Linked DNA regions of Homo sapiens: regions 2 and 3 are each linked to region 1. Evidence: chromatin contacts called from ENCODE Hi-C or POLR2A ChIA-PET data. All regions are on one chromosome and are shown on one strand. Each heading gives the region's core, a stretch centred on a gene start or an enhancer-like site at or near the end of the contact. The rest is flanking DNA. Distances are from core to core; before and after follow the strand shown.

Region 1 (4,562 bases), core at 718-3,217:
TGGCCATGTCGTAAACCTACACCTTGACTTGTTAGCTGAAAGCCTGCTCATTCTGGGTTTGAACTAATGTGATTTCTCTTTTTATGTTTGATATTTTCCAACTATTTGACAAGAGAATGAGTACCAGGTTTTATCTGAGATGAATAGCACGTGGTTTTGTTGAGCCACATGCTTTAAACTTTTAGAGGCCCAGTAAAATCAGGTGGCTCTGATTTATGCTAATTGCAATATCGTTACACATAAATTCAGCTAAAACTGAAAAATTGCAGGCATTTCGGATGTATCACATGTTCACTTTAATGAATGATTTTTAAGAAAGTGGTTAGAAATTCACCTTCCAACATGTTCAGAATGGCTGGTTTCTTTTAAGCATTTGTTGTCCTGTAATGGCAATCCCTGCGGCGGGAAACATTTGACACCAAGTCAGTGCAGCTGGCTTGCACCATCGTGAATAACATTGCACCAAGTTATTAATAATTGAAGGAGCTTTTCACTTCCTGCTGAGTTTTGTGTGTAACTTATGGATTACATAATCCCAAGCTAAAATCTCAGGGAAGGTTAATTTCATCAAATGAGAAAGAGAGACATTTATATTTTAATTCTCACTCCCTGAAGTTATGTCTGTGTACCTGTTTTCATCCAGAAATATTATCAGTGGATGTATTGGTTTTCTGTCTTCATCACAGTAAACTTCCTTCTTCAGGAGTGACAGGGAGATATTTTGAATTCCTGCTTGAACCATCTTTGAGACTGTCCGGGCCACCCCACTCAACAACCATGGGGCTCTCTGAGCTTCTGTTTTTCTGTGAAATGGGTTAAGTAGGCCAGTGTTCCAATAGGGACTTGGGTCATGGACTCTGTTGGCATGCAGTCTGATTCTAGGTGGTACCGGAAACTCTGCCCCACACAGCATCAAATCAGGGGCTGTGGAATCATTCTCTTTTCTATTCTCCCTTTAATCCATGGGATCTCTTTAAGAAGAAAGTTTCCATTTGGATCCCCCTCTTTAATGCTGCTAATCTCCCTGTTTAAGAAAGAAAGAGACATTCTCAGGCTCGAAACCATTCCTCTTATGATAGTGTGGAGCTCACGTTTAACATCATTGCTTTGGTTCTAGAGTATTTCTCCCCCTCCCTAAAACTTTGATTTAAAAAATGTTCAAACTTAGGAAAAAAGGGAAAGAAAAGCACAATGAATAGCACAGACCCTTCACCTAGATTCACCAGGAATCAGCACTGTGGAGCACTTGCTTTATTTCTCACTCTCCCACTCGTGATTCTCCCCATCTGTGTTCAGAGAGGGATCATGTTCTGCTTAACTGTGGTAGTGACGTGAGTTGTAAGCCCCAAGTTATTTTTTAAAAGAAACATTCAGAACTGAATCCATTTATTAAAAGCTAAATATAGCCCACTTTACTCTTTCAAGTATACTTAGATTTACTATGAAACTGTTTGATGTTAGTTCAGTGGGTGAATTATTTTTGTATTTTACAGTAGTTCCCTCAAATGGCAAAAATTAAAAGGACCATACAACGAGACTTTCATTTTCGTTTGCTCTAATAACTATTAATAGCTAGCTGTATGATTAATTACATTTACCAAGTTTCACATTTGGTGACACCTCAAAGTAATCTTATCCCAGCCATCTTTATGCACCCAAGACACAGCCAAGAAATAGGAAGTCTGCAGAAAACAGATACGGAGGAGGCCAAACCCCAAAGCTCAGGGGCTGTGTTCACAGGCAAGCCCTGGAGGAACTCCTCTTGAAGGGCCTGTTTCCTCTGACTTGGTGCTGGGTTCCCATACGCCTCCCGATCCAGAATAGAAAGAGAAAACAAGACTGCTCAGAGTGAACAAGTCACAGCAGCAGGAAGTCGCAGGAATCGGACCACAAGTAAAAAACATGATCAGGCACCACAAACAGCCTTGCTCTGTGCTCAGGACAGTTCATTTAATCCTCACGCAGCCCCACAAGGTAGATGAGGAAGCTGAGTCTTCAAGAAGTAAAACAGCCTGCTCAAAGTCACCAGTAAGCAACACTGGGATATGAGCACAGGCGTGTGTGGCTTGCAAGCCAGGCTCTGTCTGTAAGGATTTAGGGGAGGTGGTGTGTATCTGGGATCACGGAGCACAGGACACAAGCTGGGACCCTTCTGGGTCTCACTGGGACTTCCGTGTACAAATGCACACATTGTAAGTGTTGGGGTTCATCAGGAGGCTCTCGGACATCTAGCAAAGGCTGAGTTTTGATAATGACCCTCATACATTTTGCTGGTGGACACGACAGTACGGAGTCTCTCCCCCAGCCTAAATTTAGCAAAATACCACCGGCCCTGGGGCCCCAGGAGAGCAGCTCCTTCGCCTCACTCCCTACTGCACCCTTTTCATTAGGGACTCTTTCCCTTCCCCTTTCACTTTCTATGTGGGATGCAGCTGAAGTCTCCCTGAGCCTCAAGGCCCATGAGGGTGACAGGAGAAAAGCCAGGGTAGAGATTGTCACTACTGTTATCTCACTGGTGGTCCTGACCCCACAGCCCTTCTACCAGTGCCGTATCCTCAGCGTGTGCCCGGTGAGTCATGGTGGTGGAGACCCACAGTCATTTCCCAAGCTTCATGCTCTCAGCCACGTGATTCCACCTGTGCCGCACTTCCTCAGTTTATCTGCTGTGTCCACCGTGCTGACACGGCGATAGCCACTGGGGGCCTAGCAGTAACCACACCCTGTCTCATGGAGCTAGCTCTCTAATGGGACACATGACCACACAGTTCATAATGATGGTGGGGAGTGCCCTCTATGGAGGGGATGTAAGAGTACTTACAGTTGGGGTCATCTAGGCAGGAAAAGTATGGTCATGTTCCCCAGAACTCTTAGAAATGGATCACGAGGTAGATGAGCTTACAGGAAACCGGGCCAGCATGGTGCCATAGAACAGTTCCCATCCCTGCCAAATTCTTCAGCCCTTGTGTCCAAGGTCAGATGCCTTGTCTTCCACAAAACATTCCCTGGCGTCCACCCTTCGTCCCCTTCAGCTACAAGTGACCCTCCTCTCCTGCAAGTATTCATCCTTCTGAAGGCTGGGCGCCAGGCACTAACAGACAGGCAGCTGCCTCCCAGACATAAGGAGCATGGGTCCTAACCAGGAATAAGCTTCACAGCCATTGCTGTCAGGCCAAGCCGTGGTCCAGGCACCTGCAGGCATTAATTCGTGTCCTCAGCCCCACACCCACGGGGAGCAGGTGTAGTTACTATTCCCACTTTCGCGATAAGGAAGCACAAGGAAAGTACATCGCTCAGATGTAAAGACACAAAGAAATAATCAGAGGTGTGATGAGTGCTACAGACGCCTTATAGGCATGGGTAGCAGGGACCTTGTTATAGGGAAATCACAAAGGAGGGTCGGTCTGGTGATGTAGCTAAGACCTCAAGTCTGAGAGTCAGACTTTGATTCCAGTCCCTGCTCCGCAAGTGATCAGTTGTGTGACTTTAAGTACATCACTGAACTTCTCCAGGCTTCACTTCGAGCCACTGTAAAATAAGGATGCTAATATCCACCTTACGGAGTTAAACATGGTCCTCTGCACAGACTTAGCAGAGCGCCTGGCAGGTGTTGAGTTCGGGAAGTCGTAGTTTATTGCCCTCTGGTCTGTGATGCGACCCTGGCTTGCCTCTCTGTTAGGCTGCAACATCGCTGTGGCAGTGTCTATATCCGATCCAACCCCGTGTCCCTCCCCCAGAACCCTCCCTAAGGTCATGCATTTCTGTTAGGCGCTCAGTGAGTATTTGTAGATTGCATGAACGAGGGAGGGAATGCATGAGTGAGTAGCTGTCACCACATGGCAGGTATCTTTGCTGAACACTGGTTTAGTCTTCTGACAAAAGCCTCCTAATGTAGCCGCTTCAGACGAGAGCAGGCTTTTTTCTCTGAAGTACCCAGCCAACATCGTCTGGCGGTGTCTGACTCTGTGGTGTTGGCGGGGACACGAACCAAGCACAGCTTGATTTTTATGGTTTAATGTAAGAGATGGAGCCTCCACCACTGTCGCTTCAGAAGATTGTTGTTTTGACGTCTCAGCCACACAAATGGAGTGAAACTGCCATTATAGGAGATAAGCAGGGGAGACTGAGGTGTCAGGATTTAGGACCCTGCCTTCAAAGCAGATCCACCTGTTGCCCCCACAGTTTGCGAGTGGCTCCATTGAACACAAAGGGACTGATGGTTGAATGCAGGCGGGCTGCCGGGTGCCCCCATCTGAGGACGTCTAACTGTGTCCCTTCTTTGTCTCCCGTCCCTCCCCACTGTCCTCGCTCTGCAGGAATGGCATCACCAGCTGCCGGATGCGGACTGAGAGTGAGCCATCTTGTGGCTCCCCAGTGGTCAGCGGAGACCCCAAGGAGGATCACAACTACAGCAGTGCCAAGTCCTCCAACGCCCGGAGCACCTCGCCCACCAGCGACTCCATCTCCTCCTCCTCCTCCTCAGCCGACGACCACTATGAGTTTGCCACCAAGGGGAGCCAGGAGGGCAGCGAGGGCAGCGAGGGGAGCTTCCGGAGCCACGAGAG
Region 2 (4,562 bases), core at 902-3,401, 350 kb before region 1:
TTGATTATTTTGAGCTGAAGGCAGTTGAGAAACAGCAGTTGTGCGGTAGGGCTCTCTGTCCTGCCCCTTTTTACCTAAAAGCAAGGCATAAATTCTCCATGAGAAAGATGGCCTCCCCGTACCGGGAAGAGGAGAACATTCTTATCATTGGAGTTAGGGAGCAGATGCTGAGATGAGTCTGTACAAACAAACCTTACTAGAATAACTCTTATCTTCCGTGGGTTTCCCTCATATATTTCCTAGTCACTTTCCCACAATTTTCTGCCCCTAGCCCAAACCCTCTTTTCCTTTGTCTTGTCCAATCTCCACAATTTACTTCTCTTTGTTAAAATGGTATATTTAACCGCTTCCTTGTGGTTTTCACGTCTTTCTATAAAGCCCCTCTCCCTACCCTATGCCGTGTAAAAATGTTAACATCAAATAATTATTCGTATGCGTTTTCTACTGTTAATCTTTTATCAGTTCAATTCACAGGTCCCAGCCATAGAACCTAGAGAAAAAGTCTCTTCCCCTTCAGTTCCCAAGCTGCTGGTCATACTGCCCCTCACTATGGCTTCATGTCCTGCTCTGGAGGGTCACAGAGAAGGTCGTTTGTTGTAGGGAAAGAGCTGAGAACAGCGGTGTGCCCTCTGAGAAAGCAGCAAACTGTCCTTTTTGCCTCTAAGGGTCTGTACTTATGGTTTGGCCACGTCCCCACCCAAATCTCATCTTGAATTGTAGTTCCCTTAATCCCCATGCATCATGAGAGGGACTAGGTGGAGGTAAGTGAATCAGGGGCAGTTTTCCCCATCCTGTTCTTGTGATAGTGAGTGCTCATGAGATCTGATGGTTTTATAAGAGGCTTCCTCCTTTGCTGGGCACTTATTCTTCTTGTTCCTGCCATTATGTGAAGAAGGACGTGTTTGCTTCACCTTCAACCATGATTGTAAGTTTCCTGAGGCCTCCCCAGCCCTGCAGAACCGTGAGTCAATTAAACTTCTTTTCTTTATAAATTACCCAGTCTCGGGTATGTCCTTTTAGCAGTGTGAGAATGGACTAATACAATACTCTTCATATCAGGACTGCAAAGACCACTGAGCACAGGTTAATTCAGGTGCAGTCCTGTAGGGGGTAACCTCAAGGCTTCAGGGCAAGTTGGTCTTGGAGTAAATGTGAGTTAAAATGTGAGTTATAAACCAGGCAGGTCGGCTGGATGCAGTGGCTGGAGCCCATGAGACCAGCCTGGGCAACACAGTGAAACCCTATCTCTACAAAAAAATTTTTAAAGTTAGCTGAGTGTAGTAGTGCACGCCTGTAGTCCTAGCTACTCAGGGGGCTTAGGTGGGAGGTTTGCTTGAGCCCAGAGGTTGAGGCTGCAGTGAGCCATGATTATACCATTGCACTGCAGCCTAAGCAGCAGAGAGAGACTGTCTCAAAAAAGAAAGAAAGAAAGAAAGAAAGAAAGAAAGAAAGAAAGAAAGAAAGAAAGAAAGAAAGAAAAGAAAGAAAAGGAAAGAAAAGAAAGAAAGAAAGAAAGAAAGAAAAGAAAGAAAGAAAAGAAAGAAAGAAAGAAAGAAAGAAAGAAAGAAAGAAAGAAAGAAAGAAAAGAAAGAAAGAAAGAAAGACACCAAGCAGGTCTTTTGAGATGCTTTACCGCTGGGATGATTGGAATATGAGTTGGGGAACCTTCTGGACACTCATGAACGCCTGCATTGGTCAGGCATGCACTTTTGTAATGGAACAGGAGAAGAAGCCTTTGGGAAAAGGCAGGGGGTGATGAATTTGGTTACTGTTTTCTTTTCTTTGAGATGGAGTCTCACTCTGTCACCCAGGCTGGAGTGCAGTGGTGTGATCTCAGCTCACTGCAACTTCCGCCTCCCGGGTTCAAGTGATTCTCATGCCTCAGCCACTAAAGTAGCTGGGATTTACAGGCGCACACCACCACGCTTGGCTAATTTTTGTATTTTTAGTAGGGCCGGTGTTTCACCATGTTGGCCAGGGTGGTCTTGAACTCTTGACCTCAAGTGATCTGCTGGCCTCGGCCTCCCAAAGTGCCGGGATTACGGTGTGAGCCACCGTGCCTAGTCTGGGTACTCTTTTCAGTCTACAGTCTCTGAACTCTGACAACTTCCTGTCGCTCTGAGTGTGACTGTGCTTGTGGTTCCTCTGAGAGTCGAGGTGGAGCTACCCACCCCCTCTCCACACTGGTCTCATGTGTGATCGGAGCTGTGTGCTGGGGAGATGCACAGTCAGGTTAGAGGGCAGCTTGGGTCCTGGAGCTGCAATGGACACACACCCCTCTCTGCTTAGCTGTGGCTGCCCTCAGTGCATATGCAGGGCTGGCTCCCTGGCAGATCTGACTTTCTCTGGTTCTGTGGCTGTCATAAGATTTATTCAGAATCCCTCTTATGAGTTTTGGAACTGAAGCTGTTCTCAAACCAGTCGCAGATTCTACTTGTTAAGAGAAGCAATGTATACAGAATATCGGCAGTTAGGAGGCATGCGTGGGTTCCAGTCCCAGTCTCACTGGCAGTGAGACCTTGAGCAAGTCACTCAACTTCCCTGAGCCTCAGGGTTTTCATGTGCATCATGGAGGAATTCTCCTTCCTGCCTCCTGCTTTTCTCTAATCTTCCCCCATGGTGAGAGGCCTCTCCCAGGAGGAGGTCTGCCTGCTGATATCTATCCGCCTCTCATCCATGTGGGTTCTATGGGGAGGAAGGGGGAATTCCATTAAGCTGACTGGTGAATGAGAGCTGGGAAACATGGGGAACATGCCCTTCTTCATGGGAAACATGCCCTTCTCCATGATGTCCATACTTGCATGACAGGATAAAACTATCTCCTGCAATCTGCCACAATGGGTCATTTTGAAATCTCGAAGAAGTCATTTATTCAGATTAAAACTATTTATAGCAGATGTAAGCAAACAATTCATTGGTGTCCTTGAGATTGATGGTTGGCACTTTACAGTTTTCATTAAAAGTTAAACTCTTTCTTCATTCAGCAAATATTTCAGTGCCCATTATGTGTCCTGTACTGGGATACAGCAGTGAATGAGACAGACCAGATCCTTGCCCTCTTGGGGCTGGCATCCTAGTGGGGAGATGGACAATGCTGGGCGTGGTGGATCATGCCTGTAATCCCAGCACTTTGGGAGGCCGAGGCGGGCAGATCACCTGTGGTCAGGAGTTCAAGACCAACCTGGCCAACATGGCGAAATCCTGTTTCTACAAAAAATATAAAAATAAGCCAGGCGTGGTGGTGGGCACCTGTAATCCCACCTACTTGGGAGGCTGAGTCAGGAGAATTGCTTGAACCCAGGAGGTGGAGGTTGCAGTGAACTGAGATCATGCCACTGCACTCCAGCCTGGGCAATAGAACAAGACTCCATCTTAAAACAAACAAACAAACAAACAACAACAAAAAAAACTGTATATAATTTGCAAATAGTGGTAAGTGCTATGGATAAAGATGAAGCAGGGAACAAGGTCCAGGAGATGCAAGCATGGGTGCTATAACTTTGACCCAGAGGGCAGGGCAGATTCCTTCACTGATGGAGGGGAGGGAAAGGCAGGTCGATGCTCAGCCAGTGTGGAGGTACTGATAGGGACCTGGTCCACTCCAAGACTATCAGGGAGGTCAGGGTGGGTGGAACAGAGTGAGAGGGAGGGAAGTAGGAGATGAGCTCAGAGCAGTATCAGTGGGGGTAGAGCGGAGGCTGGGGGTAGATAGCAGGTGATGTAAAACTGGTGGGAGGGTGTCCAGGGAGGTGATATGACATCCCTCCACAGGGCCAATCCATAGCGATTGTTTTATTCTTTGCCACATGCAAAGCCTGTCATGTGGAAGGCAGGAAAGGCCTAAAATCATAAGGGCACAGTGGTGCTGTTCCAGATCCTGTTCCTCAGTGCATGGTCCCAGGGCCAGCAGCACTGGCATCTCCTGAGTGCTTGTTAAAAATGCAGAATCTCAGCCCTACCACACACCTGCTGGATCGAAACCTGCATCTCACAGGGCCTGCAGGTGATCCATGGCCCACGAACATTGGAGAAGCAATGGTCTGGAGTCATCTGTGACTTTGGGCATCAGAAGCCCTGGGGGCTGCTCAAAACATGTCTACTTCATTGCCTGCTGGCCTCAGTTTTCTTGTAGTTTCACCTGCAAGGAGATGAGAATGATGCTGACATTCTCTGCTCTGCCCAAGCTCTTCGGCTTTTCTGAGCGAGTGCCACTTTCAACACCGCTTTCCCCATCCATCAGACCAATCTCTCTCTGGGGTGGTGTAGACTGGGAAGGTGCCTCTGGGAGCTGATACTCTGGCTCTGTGGAATTTCTAGGCTGTCTTTCTTCAGTGTGCTCAGAGAAGATGTTCTTTCCTCATAGTAGAGTATTACAAAGTCTATATTGTGACAGGGAACGGTGCTGCCTTCTCTGTGTGCACATAATGCCACTCCTCCGTTCAGCAGGGCGTATGCTTTGAGCTGAGCCACAAGCCTGGTGATTCACCTATAGGCCAAATTCCCATCATTTATTGCCAGGTCCCTTATGCACCCAGTGGTTCCAGATGCGGAAGGCTGGTTGC
Region 3 (4,562 bases), core at 805-3,304, 270 kb before region 1:
GTATTTTTAGTAGAGACAGAGTTTCATCGTGTTGGCCAGGCTGGTCACGAACTCCTGACCTCGTGATCTGCCTGCCTTAACCTCCTGAAGTGCTCGGATTATAGGCGTGAGCCACCGCACCCAGCCTAATTTTTGTATTATGTATTTATTTGTTTGTTTGTTTGTTTGAGATGGAGTCTCGCTTAGTCGCCCAGGCTGGAGTGCAGTGGCACGATCTCGGCTAACTGCAACCTCAGCCTCCTGAGTTCAAGCGATTCTTCTGCCTCAGTCTACCGAGTAGCTGGGACTACAAGCCCGCACCACCACGCCCAACTAATTTTTGTATTTTTAGTAGAGATGGGGTTTCACCAGATTGGCCAGGTTGGTCTTGAACTCCTGACGTTGTGATCTGCCCACCTTGGCCTCCCAAAGTGCTGGGATTACAGGTGTGAGCCACCGTGCCCAGCAATTTTTGTATTTTTAGTAGAGACAGGGTTTCGCCATGTTGGCCAGGCTGGTCTCAAACTCCTGACCTCAGGTGACTCACCCCGCCTCGGCCTCCCAAAGGATTACAGGTGTGAGCCACTGTGCCCAGCCAAATGTGTCTGTTTCTATGTGAGCATTTGTAGGTAATGGTGAGGGTAGAAAGGGTGACTATGATTAGTAGCCCTTGAAAAATGCTATGCAGGCCAGGTGCTCGTTGGCTCACGCCTGTAATCCCAGGAGTTTGGGAGGTCAAGGCAGGAGAATCGCTTGAGCCCAGGAGTTTGAGACCGACCTGGGCAATATAGTGAGACCCCTCTGCCCCATCTCTAAATAAAGAAAAAGAAAATGAAGAATGCTATGCAAAACTCAAACCAAACCAATGCCACAAAACAAAACAAAAACTCCCTCCCAAAAACCCCAAAACTGTGAAGAAGAAGCCTAAGAGGTAGAGATGACCAGCAGAAAGTTACATTCTGTGATCTTGGAAATGAGATCTTGGAGAATAGCAATAGACAGGTGAGAGCAGTGGTCAAGGCGGTGGGGCTGTGCAGGCCAGAGGGACATGGGGATCTTTAAGTTTGCATTTCACTTCTGGCAAATGAGTGAGCTTCTTGAAGCCTTGGTGTCCTCATCTGTAAATGAGGATGACAGCACCTATCCTGTAAGGGTGGTGGAAAGATGGAATAAATAATGCAGGTAAAGCTCTTGGCACGGTGCCTGGCCTGCAGGAAGCTTTTGTTGTTATGCATGTTTTATAATCCTTTGGATCGCAGTCATTGGGTACTTGGTGTTCATTGTTTTGACTCCTGTTGTTCAAGCGCCTTGAATGTCCTCAAGGCAAAATTGACATCACCTTTGGTCCTTCCTAGGAAAATTAGGAGCAGGGTGGTGTTAGGGCCGTCACTGGACATTCCAGGTCTCCCACCCATAAATGGAGAGGTGGAGTCTGCCTGCAAGACACATTGCTAGGAAAAGATGGGACATTTGGCTTAGTTTCAAACCAATATTTCCTTTATACCCTTCCACAGAGAGGTGACAGGGATCCAGTTAGTGGCGAGTTGTGGAGCAGCAGAGACTGCAATGCGATGTTCTTTATGATTTTCCTATTTCTTTGGTTGGAATTGGGTTTTTACATCACATATTGTTTGATTATAAAAAAGCAACAACACAGCCGGGCGTGGTGGCTCACGCCTGTAATCCCAGCACTTTGGGAGGCCGAGGCAGGCGGATCACCTGAGGTCAGGAGTTTGAGACCAGCCTGACCAACATGGTGAAACCCCGTCTGTACTAAAAATACAAAAATTAGCTGGACGTGGTGGCGGGCGCCTGTAATCCAAGCTACTCGGGAGGCTGAGGCAGGAGAATTGCTTGAACCCAGGAGGTGGAGGTTGCAGTGAGCCAAGATTGTGCCATTGCACTCCAGCCTGGGCAACAGGAGTGAAATTCTTTCTCAAAACAACAACCACAGCACTATGCTTGTGTTGGGGCAGTGGATAATGAGAAATCTCTGTACCTCCCACTCAAGTTTGCTGTGAACCTTAAACTGCTCTAAAAAAATAAAACATATCGAAACAAAATAAAAAAACAAAAACAAACAGCTGCAAGAACTCTTGCACAGAGGGTCAAAAGAATGGCTTTTGACTAGCTACAGAAACATGGATAAAAAACATGCTGGCCAGGCGCAGTGGCCCATGCCTGTAATCCCAGCACTTTGGGAGGCCGAGGCGGGTGGATCACCTGAGGTCAGGAGTTCAAGACCGGCCTGGCCAACATGGTGAAACCCTGTCTCTACCAAAAATACAAAAATTAGCCGGGTGTGGTGGTGGGCGCCTGTCATCCCAGTTACTTGGGAGGCTAAGGCAGGAGAATCACTTGAACCCGGTTCAAGTGAAGCTGAAGAAGTTGCAGTGAGCTGAAATCACAACACTGCACTCCATCCAGCCTGGGAGAGAGAGAGAGACTCTGTCTCAAAGAAACAAGCAAACAAAAAAAAATGTGCTAAACACGTAGAGACCAACCACATTGCTGTCAGTAGGTAGTGAAGCACTTTCCTATAAATATTTCAGGACTCTTCTTTCTCTACTTAAAAAAGAAAGATTGCTTTGCATTTCAGACAACGGAAATGACTGGACAAGCCTTTAGGTCATGTGCAAGAAACTGAGAAAACCATTTTCCTTAAATGGAGATGGAGTTTGGCACAGTCTGAGGTTCAAGTTAGAGCCTGGGTCTTAATTTGCCTGCAACGCATGATTTATCATGCCTTTAGCAAGATCCCCGGCCCAAGACCATTCATTTCACCCCTACAATCTCAAGGTGTGTGCAGGGCACAATTCAGCTTTAAACTTTTCTGCTTTTACTTTTGGTTAGGCAGAACCTCCGTCTGGTGGTATTTGAATATGAGTGTTTTCTGTGGCCCTTTTCAAAGTATTCAAAGTGGTTTAAAAATACATAATGTTCAGAGATCTAAGAGCTAACGGAAGTACTTATTTGGGCCTTTTAAAAATAAAAAAATCAATTAAACAGATTTGAGACTCTTAACTCTCGCGATGTCTTCAAAATAGATACTAAGATTAAAGAAAAAAGAAGGCTTGAAAATCATAGGACTACTTATCCACCCAGTCATAATGCTTTTAGTAGTGACAGTAGTAGCAAATAGCACAGTTTATAAAAACAGAAGAGCTAAAATTCTTTATTTAATATTAAACAGGAAACCGAAAGTAGTCTGCAGCAATGTGGTGGGTTTTCAGCAACCTGCTGCTGTGTTTATCTGTGCTGAAAAAGCCTAAATGAAACATTTCTTCTTTGATTGCCTTAAGATTGTAAGTTTGAAGGAAAATCCTTCAAACTGGAATCATGACCACTGGAAGCAGGTTCTGTATGGTAAGGTTTTGAAGCAACCTGTTTCCACCAGAACCAAAGGAAATTTGGAAGCAAATCAAAAACCTCTCAAAGAGTGGAAAAAGCTTTGTACTTTTATTTTGCCTTTGTGCATTGTTGTCATTTATCCAACATGTGCATATGAATATTCTTTCTGAAGACCTGGGCTTCATTTTAAGGTCAGCCTTCAATTTCTAGAGAATATAATTTGCTGCTATTTTTAGAGCATCATGATTGCTTGTAATAACTAATGGAAAAAAACTCAGAGAAATAAATGTGTAACAGCTGTGTCTGCTTAAACTTGATTAAAGGCAGTAAAAAAAAGTAAACAGAAGAACGAATGTGACAATAGACAAGGGGGAGACAAGTATCTCTCTCATTGTGAAAACTTTTACAGGCATAACTTGTTCCACTTTGGAAGGCCAGCGATGTCTGTGTTTAAAGTTTACTTTACTGTTTGTCTTGAGTGGGATCAGTGTTGTAGTGAATAATTTATAGCCAGCATGAATGAGCTCATTAGTCACCTTTTCAGACTTTAAATGAGTTTTGTGGTTGTCATTACTCGAGCCTTCTGTTCAGCCGCGGAGCAAAATGACAGTTTGGCAGTTGTTGCTGGGGCCGCCTGTTCCCCTTCAGGTCTGTGTTGGCTTTTGTATTTCGTTGAATCCTTCCCTGGCTAACCCTTCGCTGGTCCAGGCAGCAACTCTCCCACTTCACATGCCTTTTGCACCCCAAGTTTAAATGAGAAGTTTTTCAGGCTTCAAAAAAAAAAAAATCAGTTGTGTCTGCCAGAGAGAATGGGGGAATGAGGTGGATGAAATGAGCTTTTTCCAGCAACTCCTGGGTATGATTCCCTTTGTGCTTGGTTTGATATTCAAGCTACTCAAAAGCAAAAAGCAAGCCAGTGCGTTGAGAGGCAGCGGAGCCAGGCTCCCACATGGTGCCAGGCGTTTTAGACCGAGGATGTCACTGGAATTTGGAGGGAGAAGGATGTTTCAGGGTAGGTTTGAACTGTTTCAATTCTGAGTATCAGTGTGATGAGGGTAAAGAAACTTGCTACAGCAAATAAATCTGCGAGGCCAGATTTCCACGGACAAAGAAAACTGCATTTTTTCTACAAAGGGGTTGACAGCATGACTTTTCAAGGTCGCAGCCAACACGGAGGTCCAGGATCACTGGGAATGGTCATTACCTCTTCCCCATCTCTGTGCCTCCCAACT

Evidence for each region. Hi-C counts contacts between places; a loop is a spot of excess contacts on that map. ChIA-PET counts read pairs that join two places held with the same protein, here RNA polymerase II (POLR2A). Pooled maps may share reads with other maps.
Region 2: a loop to region 1 is called in a pooled map, with 4 times the contacts of the local background. The contact joins two enhancer-like sites. A Hi-C loop is called at or near these places in 1 of 168 maps with a recorded cell type or tissue (GM12878), 3 of 37 single-sample maps with no recorded cell type and 8 of 50 pooled maps. POLR2A ChIA-PET finds 5 or more read pairs at or near these places in 1 of 52 experiments (activated CD4-positive, alpha-beta T cell).
Region 3: a map of GM12878 shows a loop between it and region 1 (2.2-fold over the local background). The contact joins two enhancer-like sites. A Hi-C loop is called at or near these places in 4 of 168 maps with a recorded cell type or tissue (GM12878, esophagus muscularis mucosa, gastrocnemius medialis and 1 more), 12 of 37 single-sample maps with no recorded cell type and 9 of 50 pooled maps. POLR2A ChIA-PET finds 5 or more read pairs at or near these places in 5 of 52 experiments (B cell, H1, HEK293 and 2 more).

Annotation. Positions count from the first base shown.
Region 1 is chr14:89,162,721-89,167,282 of GRCh38, reverse strand. FOXN3 (forkhead box N3) reads left to right here. Exons shown (of 6, transcript NM_005197.4): 6 at 4,314-4,562. Among named protein-coding and RNA genes, the nearest start is that of FOXN3-AS3, 190 kb to the left of the region's middle. RefSeq lists enhancers at 1,737-1,866, 2,067-2,116, 1,361-2,292. Within about 2 kb of position 1,967, at least 9 of the 41 ENCODE cell types and tissues checked have a DNase peak (open chromatin) inside an H3K27ac peak, as active enhancers do; they include B cell and GM12878, where a contact is called at or near this core.
Region 2 is chr14:89,508,165-89,512,726 of GRCh38, reverse strand. It overlaps a transcript of FOXN3 not described here. Among named protein-coding and RNA genes, the nearest start is that of FOXN3-AS2, 66 kb to the left of the region's middle. Within about 2 kb of position 2,151, at least 9 of the 41 ENCODE cell types and tissues checked have a DNase peak (open chromatin) inside an H3K27ac peak, as active enhancers do; they include GM12878, where a contact is called at or near this core.
Region 3 is chr14:89,429,087-89,433,648 of GRCh38, reverse strand. LOC107984635 (a long non-coding RNA gene) reads right to left here. Exons shown (of 2, transcript XR_001751025.2): 2 at 2,577-4,311. It also overlaps a transcript of FOXN3 not described here. Among named protein-coding and RNA genes, the nearest start is that of FOXN3-AS1, 14 kb to the right of the region's middle. RefSeq lists enhancers at 983-1,536, 3,946-4,562. Within about 2 kb of position 2,054, at least 2 of the 41 ENCODE cell types and tissues checked have a DNase peak (open chromatin) inside an H3K27ac peak, as active enhancers do; they include B cell, where a contact is called at or near this core.